2 separate regions of the Homo sapiens genome follow, and region 2 is linked to region 1. The links are chromatin contacts, found by Hi-C or POLR2A ChIA-PET in ENCODE. All regions are on one chromosome and are shown on one strand. Each heading gives the region's core, a stretch centred on a gene start or an enhancer-like site at or near the end of the contact. The rest is flanking DNA. Distances are from core to core; before and after follow the strand shown.

Evidence for each region. Hi-C counts contacts between places; a loop is a spot of excess contacts on that map. ChIA-PET counts read pairs that join two places held with the same protein, here RNA polymerase II (POLR2A). Pooled maps may share reads with other maps.
Region 2: a pooled map shows a loop between it and region 1 (8-fold over the local background). The contact joins the promoter of EFCAB11 here to the promoter of GTF2A1 in region 1. A Hi-C loop is called at or near these places in 1 of 50 pooled maps. POLR2A ChIA-PET finds 5 or more read pairs at or near these places in 2 of 52 experiments (Caco-2 and naive thymus-derived CD4-positive, alpha-beta T cell).

What each region holds. Positions count from the first base shown.
Region 1 is chr14:81,219,135-81,225,358 of GRCh38, forward strand. It overlaps GTF2A1 (general transcription factor IIA subunit 1), which reads right to left and starts at 1,825. Exons shown (of 9, transcript NM_015859.4): 1 at 1,355-1,825. The coding sequence starts at 1,384. GTF2A1-AS1 (GTF2A1 antisense RNA 1) reads left to right here and starts at 2,084. Exons shown (of 2, transcript NR_135252.1): 1 at 2,084-2,391; 2 at 2,505-4,246. RefSeq lists enhancers at 39-547, 420-489, 530-619 and silencers at 960-1,079, 1,610-1,659, 1,690-1,989.
Region 2 is chr14:89,950,701-89,957,409 of GRCh38, forward strand. EFCAB11 (EF-hand calcium binding domain 11) reads right to left here and starts at 4,030. Exons shown (of 6, transcript NM_145231.4): 1 at 3,886-4,030; 2 at 3,206-3,301. The coding sequence starts at 3,960. TDP1 (tyrosyl-DNA phosphodiesterase 1) reads left to right here and starts at 5,227. Exons shown (of 17, transcript NM_018319.4): 1 at 5,227-5,270; 2 at 5,878-6,100. RefSeq lists an enhancer at 3,759-4,259 and a silencer at 5,325-5,554.

The DNA.
Region 1 (6,224 bases), core at 575-3,074:
ATTGTAAACAAAAAGGGACAGCGATTCGGATATATTCCCCCTAGCAAACAAAGAAGGCAAATCCTAGCTGCTGCTGGGAACAAAACCAAAACTTGGGGCTCTGAAAGCAGCCCGCGACGGGTGCGAAATCACAGGGTGAAAAAAGGACCTAGAAATAAACTGAGCTCTGCACACGCCTGGCTCTTGCCTCGGGAGCACGCACCTCCCAGCCCCGCTCTCAGCAGCTCTCACTATTTAAAGCCGGATCTGGTGTTTAAATGGAGAGGCGGTGACGTAGGCCTGAAAAGCACCTTCCCATCCTGGCAGAGTCTATATTAGAGAGCGGCAATGGCTCTATATAAACAGGGCAGCCAAAGGGAGGAGGACCACAAGGCTCAGGGACTGAAAAGCAGGGTAAGCGGCCGCAGCCATGATGGTTAGACCCGAGTCGCCAACGGTACGGTGTCGGGCGGCCGCGGGCTGGTCTGCGGCATTTGGGACCGGGCAAAAAACGTGTTTTATTGTCATCATAAAAATAAGAGTTGGGTGGACTAGTGATCACACTGCGTTGGTGACTGAAAAGGTTATTTATGTGACTGCTTTTTGCAAACCTACGTGATCGCAAGTAACAAAAAGGGACCAACGGGAAGAAGTAGGTAAATTTCAAGGCGAAAGCGGGGACACTTGGACCACTGCAGGCTTTTTTTGTTTGTTTTGGTGCTTCTGCTAGGCGAAGATACGATGGGGGTCTTCCCCTTCGCCATTTTACCCATTCGGAAGGAACTGAGATAAGTGCTTTTCAACCAACCTTCGTCCTTTTTTTAAACATAAAATGGCCTCAGAGAAGGTTCCCAAAGCACAGCCGCCAAAAACAACCTAAGAAACCCCCAAAGTAACCATTAATCTTCCACTGCATTAAAGTGGATCACGATGGGTCTCGGGGGTTCGCCCGATTCCCCACACACAGTTTTTGTTCTGTAGCCACTCGGGGAGCCCTCGTCAAGCCAGCGCGGACGGGCCCCTCGGGGGGAAGCGGCGGCTCCCCTCCCGCCCTCCCTCCCGGCGGCCGGGTTCTGGGGCCGGGGCTGCGCGCCCGACCGGGCCCAACCGCCTCCGCGGCCCGGCCCGGCCCGCGGCGGCCCCAGGCCCCACCGGCGCCCCCGCCCTCCCCGCGCCGCGAGCCCTCGGCGCCCCCCCGCGCCCGCCGCCCGGCGCTCCGGCCCGATCCGCCCGAGGCGGGAAGCGGCGGCGGCGGCGGCCGCGCGGGCGGCTGAAGAGTCGAGGCCGGGAGTCGCCGCCGTCCCCGCCCCCGCCCGGTCCGGCCGTTGCTGCAGCCTGAACGAAGCCCCCGCCGGCCACCGAACCACGTCCTTACCACGGTGTTTGTATTTGCCGAGTTCGCCATTTCCACACACAACACAAACAAGAGGGGGCAACCCCAAGAAAACAAGATAAAAACAAAACCAAAAAAAAAAAAACTATAACACCCGGAGGGTGACCCAAATCACCGCAAGATTGGGGAAAAAATTTTAAACAAAATCAATCCTGAAGGAGTAGGGGAGAGCGGAGAGAGGAGGAGGAGGGGGGCACTCCTCCCGCAGCTGAAAACCTCGAGAATCGCCTTAAAAAAAAAAAAAAAGCCACGACCCTTCAGGGGTCCGGGGGGCGTTGCCCGCTCCCCACCCCGCGCCAAGGAGGGAAACCACCACCGGTCACCGCTCCCTGCGCCGCCGCTGCCGCCACCGGCTGCAGCTCCAGCCGTCCGGTCCGCCCGCTTCTCTCCTTTATATAGCGAGCCAACAAGCTGCGCGAGCCACCACCGCCGCCGCCGCCGCCGCCGAGAGACAGGGTGAAGGGGGAGGGAGGGGCGGAAAGGGCGGGGGCAGAGGTGGGCGGGGCTGAGCGCGAGACACCGCGAGAGCCGCGTGCGCAGGCGCGCCGGGGCGGAGGCCGCCGGCGAGCCGCGTTGTCACGCGCCGTGGCGGGTACTGGACTGGCGGAGCCCGGGGAGTGAAGTAGTGAAATCGGACCTACGCCTCTCCAACGCTCGCGTGATCACGTGGTTGGCACCCAGGCGGAAGTCTGCGGCAGTTCTTTGCGGTGAAGAACTTGCAAAGCGTTGCTGGAAAAGACGGGAGTTCTACTGACACTCCAGTCCAAAGCTAGGTGGGACCGCCTCCTGTCGCACGTTTCCGCCTGGTCCCGCGCTTTAGGAGCTAGGAAATGTGACAGAGGCGGTGCCTACTGCCTCGCTAGGAATGGCCGCGGAGGAGGACTGGTCACGTGGCGTGGCTTCCGGCCTCTGGCGCGTTCCTATTCGGGAAGGTTTTAAATGCGGAGTCATCTCTTGATTTGTCAGCGAGGCTTTGACTGTGAGCTTCGCGGCGTTCGCGCCTCACCGCCTCACCGAGGGTGGGTCTTTCGCGCGCAGAATTGTGTAGGATTTTCCAAAGGGAGTAAAAGCCGATCGGGGCCTACTTTTAACATTCCACAATTAGTAACGTCTGATTCGTTTGTTTCCACAGTGGGTACGCTGCGAAGACTAGGCTTATGTTACCCAGAGGTTAGTCCTCTACTAGGCCACGTACTTTAAATAATTTATCACGCTAGTGGAAATGCGGGGTGGAAGAAAACCCCACCAGCCTTTGGATTGTAACAGCACAGTAACTTTCCCTGGTTTTTAAAAATATTGCCAAAATACTGCGACTCCATGTGGCCAACGTATAGTGACTGATCACTTTGAAATGCATGCCCTTGACCCACCAACTCGCATGGCCTCTCGCTATAAGAGAGCAAGCCGGCTGTGTTCCATGTTCAATTCAATAAGTGCAATTCAATAAGCTTTTGACTTGTTCTGCCCAAGCAAATCCTGCCTTTATATCGACCTTGCAAGCAGAACAGAGAATGCTGTTTGGAAGGCAGAATTCATAGTACCTAGTTTTCTTGTCCCTGGGAATTTTGAGGGACTTGAAATGTCGCGTGGATGAGTGAGGGAGTTTGTCTTCCAGAGACAAAGCAAAACGAAACGTCAAAGTTCTGTGCTGGTGAAACCAGATTTGAAGAATATCAAAGGCGTCTTACCAAAGAGGAAAAAAAATGCATCTTGCCAAGACTTGAAGAAAGGGATTAGAGAAACCAGAGGCCTTGAATACTCAGAAAATGGGAGATTGTGAATGGGTGTAGAGGATATCTATGAACCTTGACATTTCTTTTCACGCCAAGTCCATTCCCCTGTTAACAGTTGCTTCCCAGTTTCCTGCACAGCTGCATGGTCTGGGACACTTAAAGAAAAAAATCACAGGAAATCAGTGTTCTTGGTATATTATATAAAGTTATGATTCTATCAACATTTGTAATTCATTTAATATTCAGGTGACAGCCCGAAAATTTACACTAAACAATACCATTCCTGTTAAGTTTTACTACATATTGAGAGGACTTCTTGTTACCTCCCTATTACATACTCCCAAACGCTTTGCACATGGAATCCCTCACCTTCCACCTAGTTTTCCCCCCTACTATTGATATTCTTGACTAAAAGGTTGAGTAGTTTCGCCATCAATTAAAGTTAAAACCACTGCAGACAGGACAGGGAAGAAAAGCTACGAGGTTTGCTCTTCACAGAATTAATCTGTGAAATAATGGATTGTAGTTACTGGATTAAAATGGCAGAAAACCTAGTCTTGGCCTCCTTAAGACCATCAGACTCCCTGGAGGCTCTGAGTTGGCTTCTCTCTTTACACCTAGATTGCAACAAGACCTAAGCACTTGGTTAATATTTACCCAGGAACTTAGATTGCTTGTGTGTCTGGCATCTAGCCATCATGGATTCCATTCCAATATATTGGTTTTCCAGTCCCTCAATAGCTGTTATATGCCTTCATTGCAACATATGTGTGCCATCCAGTTTAGTTTCGGAAAGAAATATTTTCTGTTATACCAAAATTGTAGGACTGAATACTTGGAAGCTGCAGCCCTTTAATTCACAAAACAAAATTTGTGAGAGAAAACTTCTCCCAAGTAAGATTACATTTAGCATCATATTTAAATTGTTTCTATCTGAACTTTTTATTCTTGGTCTCCTACAGCTTGAATGACGTTTCTAACTTTAACAGCTCTTTCTACTATATAAAACATTTATACAGGATTTGCTGTTTGTGATCTTACACTTTGTAGCAGCTATGTACTTAGATAGATACATAATAGTACTCTCCTTGTGATGAATGTTTATGTGTTTTTTTTAACTTCAAAATGATTTATACTGGGAGTTAAAATGTTGCGTCTTTCTTTTAATATGCAGCCTAAACACTAGATAACTGTAAAACAAGAGAAGAAAAGGGAAAAAAAATCGATGTATAAATTTTGCTACACCATCAACAAAATGACAGCAAACCTTCTGTGTCCAAACATTTAAATATTTTACTGTCCAAATGACTATTTTAGCAACAATGCCAAGAAAGAGAAGAGTCTAAAAAGATTGTGGAAATTGGCTTAAACTAAAATCTTGTGACTTCCCAGCAAACTCCATTTTCTTAAATAGTGAAGAAAGAAAAAAAACAAAACTAGTTTTGAGGCATATTTAGGCCCTAGTGCTCAGTATGTATTGGGCACTTTGTATGTATGTATGTATGTATGCTCAGTATGTATTGGGCACTTTGTATGTATGTATGCTCAGTGTGTATTGGGCACTTTGTATGTATGTATGTATGTATGCTCAGTATGTATTGGGCACTTTGGGAGGATACAGAATTGAAGAAGAAAGATGCCTTGAGCTTACTAATCATTTTTTTTCTTTCCTTCTTTTTTTTTTTTTTTTTTTTTGAGACAGACTCTTGCTCTGTCATCCAGACTGGCATGCAGTGGTGCGATCTCGGCTTACCGCAGCCTCTGCCTCGTGGGTTCAAGCTATTCTCCTGCCTCAGCTTTCCAAGTAGCTGGGATTACAGACTCACACCACCACGCCCAGCTAATTTTTGTAATTTTGGTAGAGACGGGGTTTCACCATTGTTGGCCAGGCTGGTTTCAAACTCCTGACCTCAGATGATCCACCTGCCTCGGCCTCCCAAAGTGCTGGGATTACAGGCGTAAGCCGCCGTGCCAAGCAAGTTTACCAATCTTAATGAAAGTCCCTGTTTTAAAGTGTAGTGCATAGTCATAGCATTCATTTAAGCTGTTGAAAGCATACATATTTCAGTCCTACCAAAAAAAATTATACTGCATTCAGATTTCACCTATGTTTTTGTCATTTTCAAAGAAACTGCCGATTTTCACATGCACAAATTTTTGATGGTGGCTATAAGAAATTGCTGACCATACAAATTAGTTCTATACATGTGATGAAGAGATTTTTTAAAATCTTTTTAAATTATCTTTGTCTGTTGTAACTTAGTTTGAAATTGCTACTTCATGTCTTAAAACACCAACCAGCTCTAAGTTATTTTCTGTAGAACAAAGTGTAGACCAGTTTGTAGTTTTTAGCAAAAGTAAATTAACTTAGTGTGGAGTTTTGGTGGAATCAGGTTTGACTCTTGCCACTAAATTCCTGTGTGACATTGTGCCATGATTCTGTGTCAATAAGGTGAAATAATCACCACCACCTATCGTTGTTGGAAAATCAAAGGTAGTAGGAAGTGCTTTGACAAGTATTTGGTGGGTGTTTTATTATTAATGGTAACTGTAACAGCTACACCAATATCATCAAAGCTGGGGAAAGATGTTCTTAAATCACTTTGTAGAACACTACCATTACATTTTAATCATGATGGCTGCATGTTGTGGTTCATGCCTGTAATCCTAGCACTTTGGGAGGCTGAGACAGGCAGATCACTTGAGGCCAGGAGTTCAAGACCAGCCTGGCCAACATGGCGAAACCCTGTGTCTACTAAAACTGCTAAAAATTAGCCAGGTATGGTGGCATGTGCCTGTAATCCCAGCTACTTGGGAGGCTGAGGCATGAGAGGCAAAGGTTGCAGTGAGCCAAGATCGTGCCTGGGCACCAGAGCTGGAGACACACTCTGTCTCAAAAAAACAACAACAGCTGGGAGTGGTGGCTCAGGTCTGTAATCCCAGCACTTTGGGAGGCTGAGGTGGGTGGATCACTTGAGGTCAGAAGTTTGAGACCAGCCTGGCCAGCATGGTGAAAACCCATCTCTACTAAAAATACAAAAATTAGCTGGGTATGCTGGTGCCTACTTGTAATCCCAACTACTCAGGAGGCTGAGGCACGAGAATCACTTGAACCCAGA
Region 2 (6,709 bases), core at 2,780-5,279, 8.7 Mb after region 1:
TTTCACTAAATGTTAAAATATAAGCCCTTTACCACACTGTTACAAGGGCTTTATAAACGTTATAGTATTAGAGCCTTCGCAGCATCTGACATAATTTCTCCACTTCTGGTCTCGAACCCTTCCCAGTATTTCCTGCATTTTCCTGGTTCCTCTTGTTCCTGCCAAATGGTTCCCACTCCCACTTCTTCAAGTCCCCTCCTACCCTTAAATGCTTGTATTCCCTAACGTTCTATCCTCAGACCATGGCTCTTCCTATTCTGCATACTCTTCCTGGGCAATGCCATCCAGCCTCGTGTTTTGAGCAACCACATGGAAACCAAGGAGCCCCAAGTCTATCTCCAGCCCTATCCCCTCCACCCAATTTCAGATTGCTACATCTCAGGGAAGCAGTAAAATCTAACGGTGGATTTTCACCACCATAACCTCAATAGCCAGCATATTATTTAACGAGTGAATGCACCTGGAATGCTCATAGCTGCCTCAAACTCAATGTGTTCCAATCGAAACTCACTGACTTCCTCTGAACCTACTCTTAAATTTTCTCTTAATTGGTGGCATTGCTATCCCTTCAGTCCCAGTGGTCATGTCACTCTTACCACCACCACATCCAATCAGTCATCAGGGCCTAACTTGTCCCACCACCCACAAAGTGTTCCTAGATACTTATCAGAGTAGTCTATCTTCTCTAGTCTAAATGACCACCCAGACTGTTATAGTTACCACTAGAATTAGGCCTTCCTTCTTTGCTCCCTTCACTTTGTTTTTCAATCTCTTCTCTTTCTTGGTATCTATCACAGTTTTATGTCTTTCTATATTAAACTCTGAACTGCTTCGAAGTAGAGACTGTGTTTCATTCATCTTTATATCACTAGCAACTAGCAAGTACTCCTTTTATTAAATAGAAACAATAAATTTCATTGTGTATGGGTGGGCACAGTAGCTTATGCCTGTAATCCCAGCACTTTGGGAGGCTGAGGTGGGCGGATCACTTGAGGTCAGGAGTTGGAGACCAGACTGGCCAACATTGGTGAAACCCCATCTCTACTAAAAACACAAAAAAAAAAAAAGAAAAAAAAGAACCGGGTATGGTCGTGTGCACCTGTAGTCCCAGCTACTCAAGAGGATGAGGCAGGAGAATTGCTTGAACCTGGAAAGTGGAGGTTGCAGTGAGCCTAGATCACGCCACTACACTCTAGCCTGGGTGACAGAGCAAGACTGCATCTCAACAAATAAATAAACTTAATTATGTAAAAAACTGCATGAATGTATAAGTGATTTATTATATAAGTATTTTATTGCTTCATGACCTGCAGTCAGTGAATATTTCATTTGCTCAAAAGCAATATTAAAAAATTAAACCCCAAACCTCAACCTAGTCTAAAAAAATCTGTTGAATTTCACAGAAATTAAGTGTCACCTGCATAATAAAAGTTCATTGTACAAATGACTAAGTTTATAGGTGACATGCTATTAGTAAATACCGTTTAGTGACCTGCGGTTACTAAATAGTTCATTTGCTTAAAAAATAAAATAGAAAACCTCACCTCAATATGAAAAGTAAAATCTGTTAAATTTCATGGAGTGTATGTACAGTATGTTACATCACTGTATCTGTCATTAAATTCCTCATTCTAAAATTGAAACCAAATAGACTCAAGGGTGATAAAGGCAAAAATGAGACAAGATACCTTTCCAGGTGAATCCAAGTTAAATACAATGCTTCACAGGCTGACTCTTTTCAGCTGACCTGCTTTGTAATTCCAACTGAAATGATTACAGGTAAACAGGAGAGCTGCCATTTCTAAGAGTCAGCCCTGACTACTTCTCTGAGCTCCATAATAAGCTTCTCAGTAACTAGGCAGCCCCTCATAGCTGAGCCACTCTGAACCCACCTGAGCTGTTCATGCAACCTACTTGGGTCAAGAGAATATATTAATACTTATTGTGCATCACAACTTCACAGTAAGTATGTTCTGTTGACACAAATAGGGCGGAGAGGCATGACATCACAGGGTCCCTGGCTTTGCTGGGCTTTCAATCTGACAGAAAGGCACAGTCCACTCATGAGGAGAACAGCTGGGCCCTAATTAACTGCCAAGCTGTCTGGTCTAATGAGAGTGAGGGATGGCATTCCAGGCTGAGCTCTGAGTGCTTCCTTTGCTTGATGGTGGCAGCTCAATTTCTTGAATCTGGACAATATCTTGACTCTGACTAATTCCAGCTTAACAAGAAGGGTGTTGTCTCTCGAATGAATGTAACAGGAAAGCAGAAAAGCATAAAGACAGGGGTGAGCAGGAAACTTGCCCTACTCAAGCAGGAGGTTCATGGAGGCTCAGCTCAACTCTCATTATTGGTGAATTGGTGCAATCTTTTCTGGAGAGCAAATATCTAACAAAATTTTAAACGTACATATTCCATGACCTAGCAGTTATACTTCTAGGAACTTATTCCACAGATATACAGCCACAAGGACATAAATGTGTGTATCATTGCAGCAATGTTGGCAGAAAAAAAAAAAAAACCCCACCTATATAACCCCAGACAGGAACCTGGCTAAAAAGAATATGCAACCATATTTTAAAATGCAGTAGTGGTGTGTGCTTTTAGGTTGATATATTGTTAAATGAGAAAAGCAAGTTAAAGTAGGCACAATATTTACCCATTTATGTTTTCAATAAAAGACTATGCATATGTATGTCATGGATAGAAAATTTCAGAATTACACAAAAAAACTGTTAATGGTAATCCCCTAGGAGTGGGACCCTCTGGTAGGCGGCGAGCGGATTTTATGCTCAACTTTATACCTTTCTGCACTGTTTTAATTTTTTGACCGTGGATGTATTTTATAAACAAAGCAACAAAAGTAAAACGAGAAAGAGACTATGTCATGTCCTATGTAAATTTCTCCTGTTACCAACACTCCCCTCTCAGTCTTCCCTCTTGGCACCTCTCTAGCATCTTGTATTTATAGTAGTTATTAGCAGCCTGGTGGTGAGATAGGCTTGTGTAGACTCCAGTGGAAAAGATTTCTACTTCATCTCTGGGCTGAGGTGTTAAGAGGAAGCTAAAATTCAGCACTGGACACATCTCTGAAATTGCTTATAAAGCAATTTATAAACATCCTAAGCTAGCCCTGTGAACTTTTCTTAGGATCCATTCACCTTTGATCGTCTACCCCATCCCCAAATATATAAGAAAGCTCTACCTTGGAGGGCTTGTACCCAAACAGCATTACAACAGCAGTTTTAAAGTCCTCTCTGCTGAGATATCCTTTGTGATCTTCATCACATGCTTTAAATACCTGAAGAACATTAAATAGCTTTAGTTAATGAGACAGAAATGGTTTATTTTTATTACTAGTTTATTATACAGTTTGGACCTCGAAAATCTAAAACTTGGCCCAGCGGTAGAGTATGAAAATAGAATTTCATTATCCCAATATTAATTCTCAAGAAATCTTAAAGATGGACTGAAATTTTCTTAAACATGGGCTGAAATTTCCCTCAAAGTGCAAACGAGTTAACCGCTAGGTGACGCAAATTAATTCATTTAGGCCACTGAGATAAATTCTACCCAAAATTCAGTCCTGGAGTTAGGAAGGTGAGGCAAAGGGGCTGGCTTTGAAAGGCGGGAGAGATGCAGACTCAAGGTTACCATTAATAGACTATATAGAGAGAAAGGAGATGGAACTTGGAGGTAGCCGTAGTCCTGGACGGGGAGCCAGGAGCCCTGCAGCTCCAGGATCAGTCATTAACCACGACCCTTTGGACAGGCAGCCCAGGTCTTATCTGCACACCCGGCAGAGTGAGACCCAGACACGGGAGAGGAAGCGAGAGGCCCAGGCCAAGCTGAAGTCCGAGGCTCAGTCGCCCTCCGGAAACCTACTTCCACCCACTTCCTGTGTTCCGAGGGACTGGCTTCCCACGTCCGCGACCTGGCTCTGGCCTCGGAGAAGAACATCGCGACTACAACAACCGAGCCCCAGCAACCCAACCAGCTACCACCGCTTTCCCAGCCTGGCTGGCAGCCTACCGCGGCCACGCCCACCGCGGCTCAGGAAGCCGAACTTCACCGCGCAACTCCGACGTCTCCTCCCATTGGACAACCTGCCAGCCACTCGCGTTAATCCCGCAGGGCTATTGGCCAGAGTCTTTGTTTAATTACGTTTCCTTGGAGCCGCCCTGGCAGTGAGGCGCCCAGGCCTGCCCCCAGCACTTGGCTCCACCCCCTGACTGTCCCTTAACTCGTTGAGCGCGGCTGGAAATCCAAGCGCTTCTAGGTGCTGGTTCAATGCCTGGTTCATGATTTATTTCATTCTCTCCCTCCATCTTGCAATAGGTTACTTTTAATCATTTAGATCTATGACACTATGCTAAACGTTATAGGAGACAAAAAGACTGTGAACAAACAAGAAGAACCAAACGAAAAGAGCCAAGTCCAGGATTCTCGTTCAGATCAGCAAGTCATTGGGATCGAGCTCCTAGGGCAGCTACTACATCTGTTATGTCCTCAAGATAATCCCAGCACCTAGCACTGTGCCTGGCACAAAGTAGATCTTCAATGAAAGAACGAAACGAGCCGTTATATTTACACAGATGTATTTCACTCAGTCCTCTGGAAGAGATGCCTAGTGTGAAAGAGATTCCAAGAATAAATACCATAAACAGCACCGAGCCCAAATCCCACAGCAAACATCCTTATTAAAGGCAAGGAACGTGGGGCGAGTTCCTTTTCTCAGAAGATTTTACGAGAACGCAACTGTTGCGAAGAAGGAACAGACATTCGAGGTTCTGAGTCCAATGGGAACTCATTTAACTTTTTATTTTGCAGCAGATTTCAAAGTCTGCACCCAGCCCCTCCCAGGACACAGGTCTCCTTGCAGCTGCCTTTAACCTAAGCGTATCCTCTCTCCACTTTAAACCAAACGCCGCTGCATGGAGCCCTGGGAGCCTGAGCCATGAGAATCCTGTAAAGAGGGTGAGTCTTGCTATTAGTTAACTAGAGCGAAGTTAGGGGACGCCTTTCTGGTTCTCCTCTCGTTTTAAGAAGTCTCCAGGAAGTAAGCCAAGAGCTAGGAGAGACCAGGTTTCCCCAGCCCCGTCCTGGGTAAACACCCGGCGGGCTTTAGGACCCAGCGGTGGGCTCTCCGGAAGGGGAAGGGGCCGGGCCTCGAGGCACAAGCCGCTGCCGCCAGGGTTTGAACTGCGCGCATGCGCGGCGGCCGCCGAAGGGGCGGGATCCGAGGCAAGCGTTGGTTCTGTGCGCCTCAGGTACGTGTTGGGCGGCAGTGGGCGCGGACTCGGTGCGGTCTCTCGCGGGCTGCGGTCGGGCCCGGGATCCTGCTCCTGGCCGAGTCGCGGTGCGCGGGCTGCTGGGGTCCGGCAGGGCTGGAGGCGGACCGCGAGGAAGCGGCGCGGCCGGGAAGATGGGGCAGGGTCGCCTCGGCCCCGGGGCCTCGGTTTCCTCCGATCACAGCGCCTCAGGGGGCGCGCACGGGCGCTGCGGAGACCTGTGTCCTGCCGGGGCGCGGCGCTAGGGGCCCCTGCTCGGGTTTTTATTCCCAGACCTAAGCTTACAGGTGCGTGGTCCCAGAAAGTGAGTAGGAAAGCGCCCACCACGTGCCAGGCGCTTAAGCTTTCTGTGCTCGGTTTCCCAGTATAGGAGGACGGTCACGGTACGTAGTATAGAGTTGTCCTGAGGGTGAAGCGAGTTTACACTTGGTGAGGCGCTTCGAATCGTGCCTGGCCGGCCCCAAATGAGCACGCAGTAAGGTTAGCAGCTGCTGCCGTCACTTCCTCACGTTCTGAATCTGCTCCGTCCCCAACGCCTTCAGCAAGAGCCCTCTCACTTCCTTTGTCTTCAACCCATTCTCCGCAGAGTTGGAGCACACAGCTGTATTAAAAAGGCAAATCGAAGGCCGGGCGCGGTGACTCACGCCTGTCATCCTAGCACTTTGGGAGGCCGAGGCGGCTGAATCACTTGAGGTTAGGAGTTTGAGATCAGCCCGGGCAACATGGTGAAACCCCGTCTCTACAAAAATAGAAAAATTAGCCGAGCGTGATGGTGGATGCCTGTAATCCTAGCTCCTCGGGAGGCTAAGGTAGGAGAATTGCTTGAACCTGGGAGGCAGAGAGGTTGGAGTGAGCCGAGATTGCGCCATTGCGCTCCAGCCTGAGCGGCAGAGCGAGACTCTGTCTCAAAAAAATAAATGTAAATCGGACTCCCCTTCTTAAAGCCCTCAGTGGGGTCCCATTGATCATTGCATAAAATCCAATTTCTTTAACAAGTCTTCTCCCCTCACCCGCTTCGGACCACTGCCTGCCTTGCCTAAGTCCTTTCTTATGACCTCTTTCCCACCTCTGCCGGCTGGGTTCCCTCTACTTGGGAATGCTCTTCACCCCATCATTTAGACAGCAGGTTCCTTTTGGCCCTCTGGGTCTCATTTATATGTTACTTTTTAAGTATATTCCAAAGGTCACCCCTATTTTTCTGTCTCATACTTATAAAATGTAATGAATGTCTAACTCATCTTGGCTATTAAAATTTTTATGTGTGGGTCTGTCTCTTCTGCCCTGAAATTAGCTCTGCTAGGGTAGAAACTATATTGTTAACGCCTCATTCCCAGTTTTTGGTACATAATAGCTGCCCAGTAAGTTATTGAATGAATGAACTCCAGGGGGTAAGCATGATATCCATTTCACAGACTAAA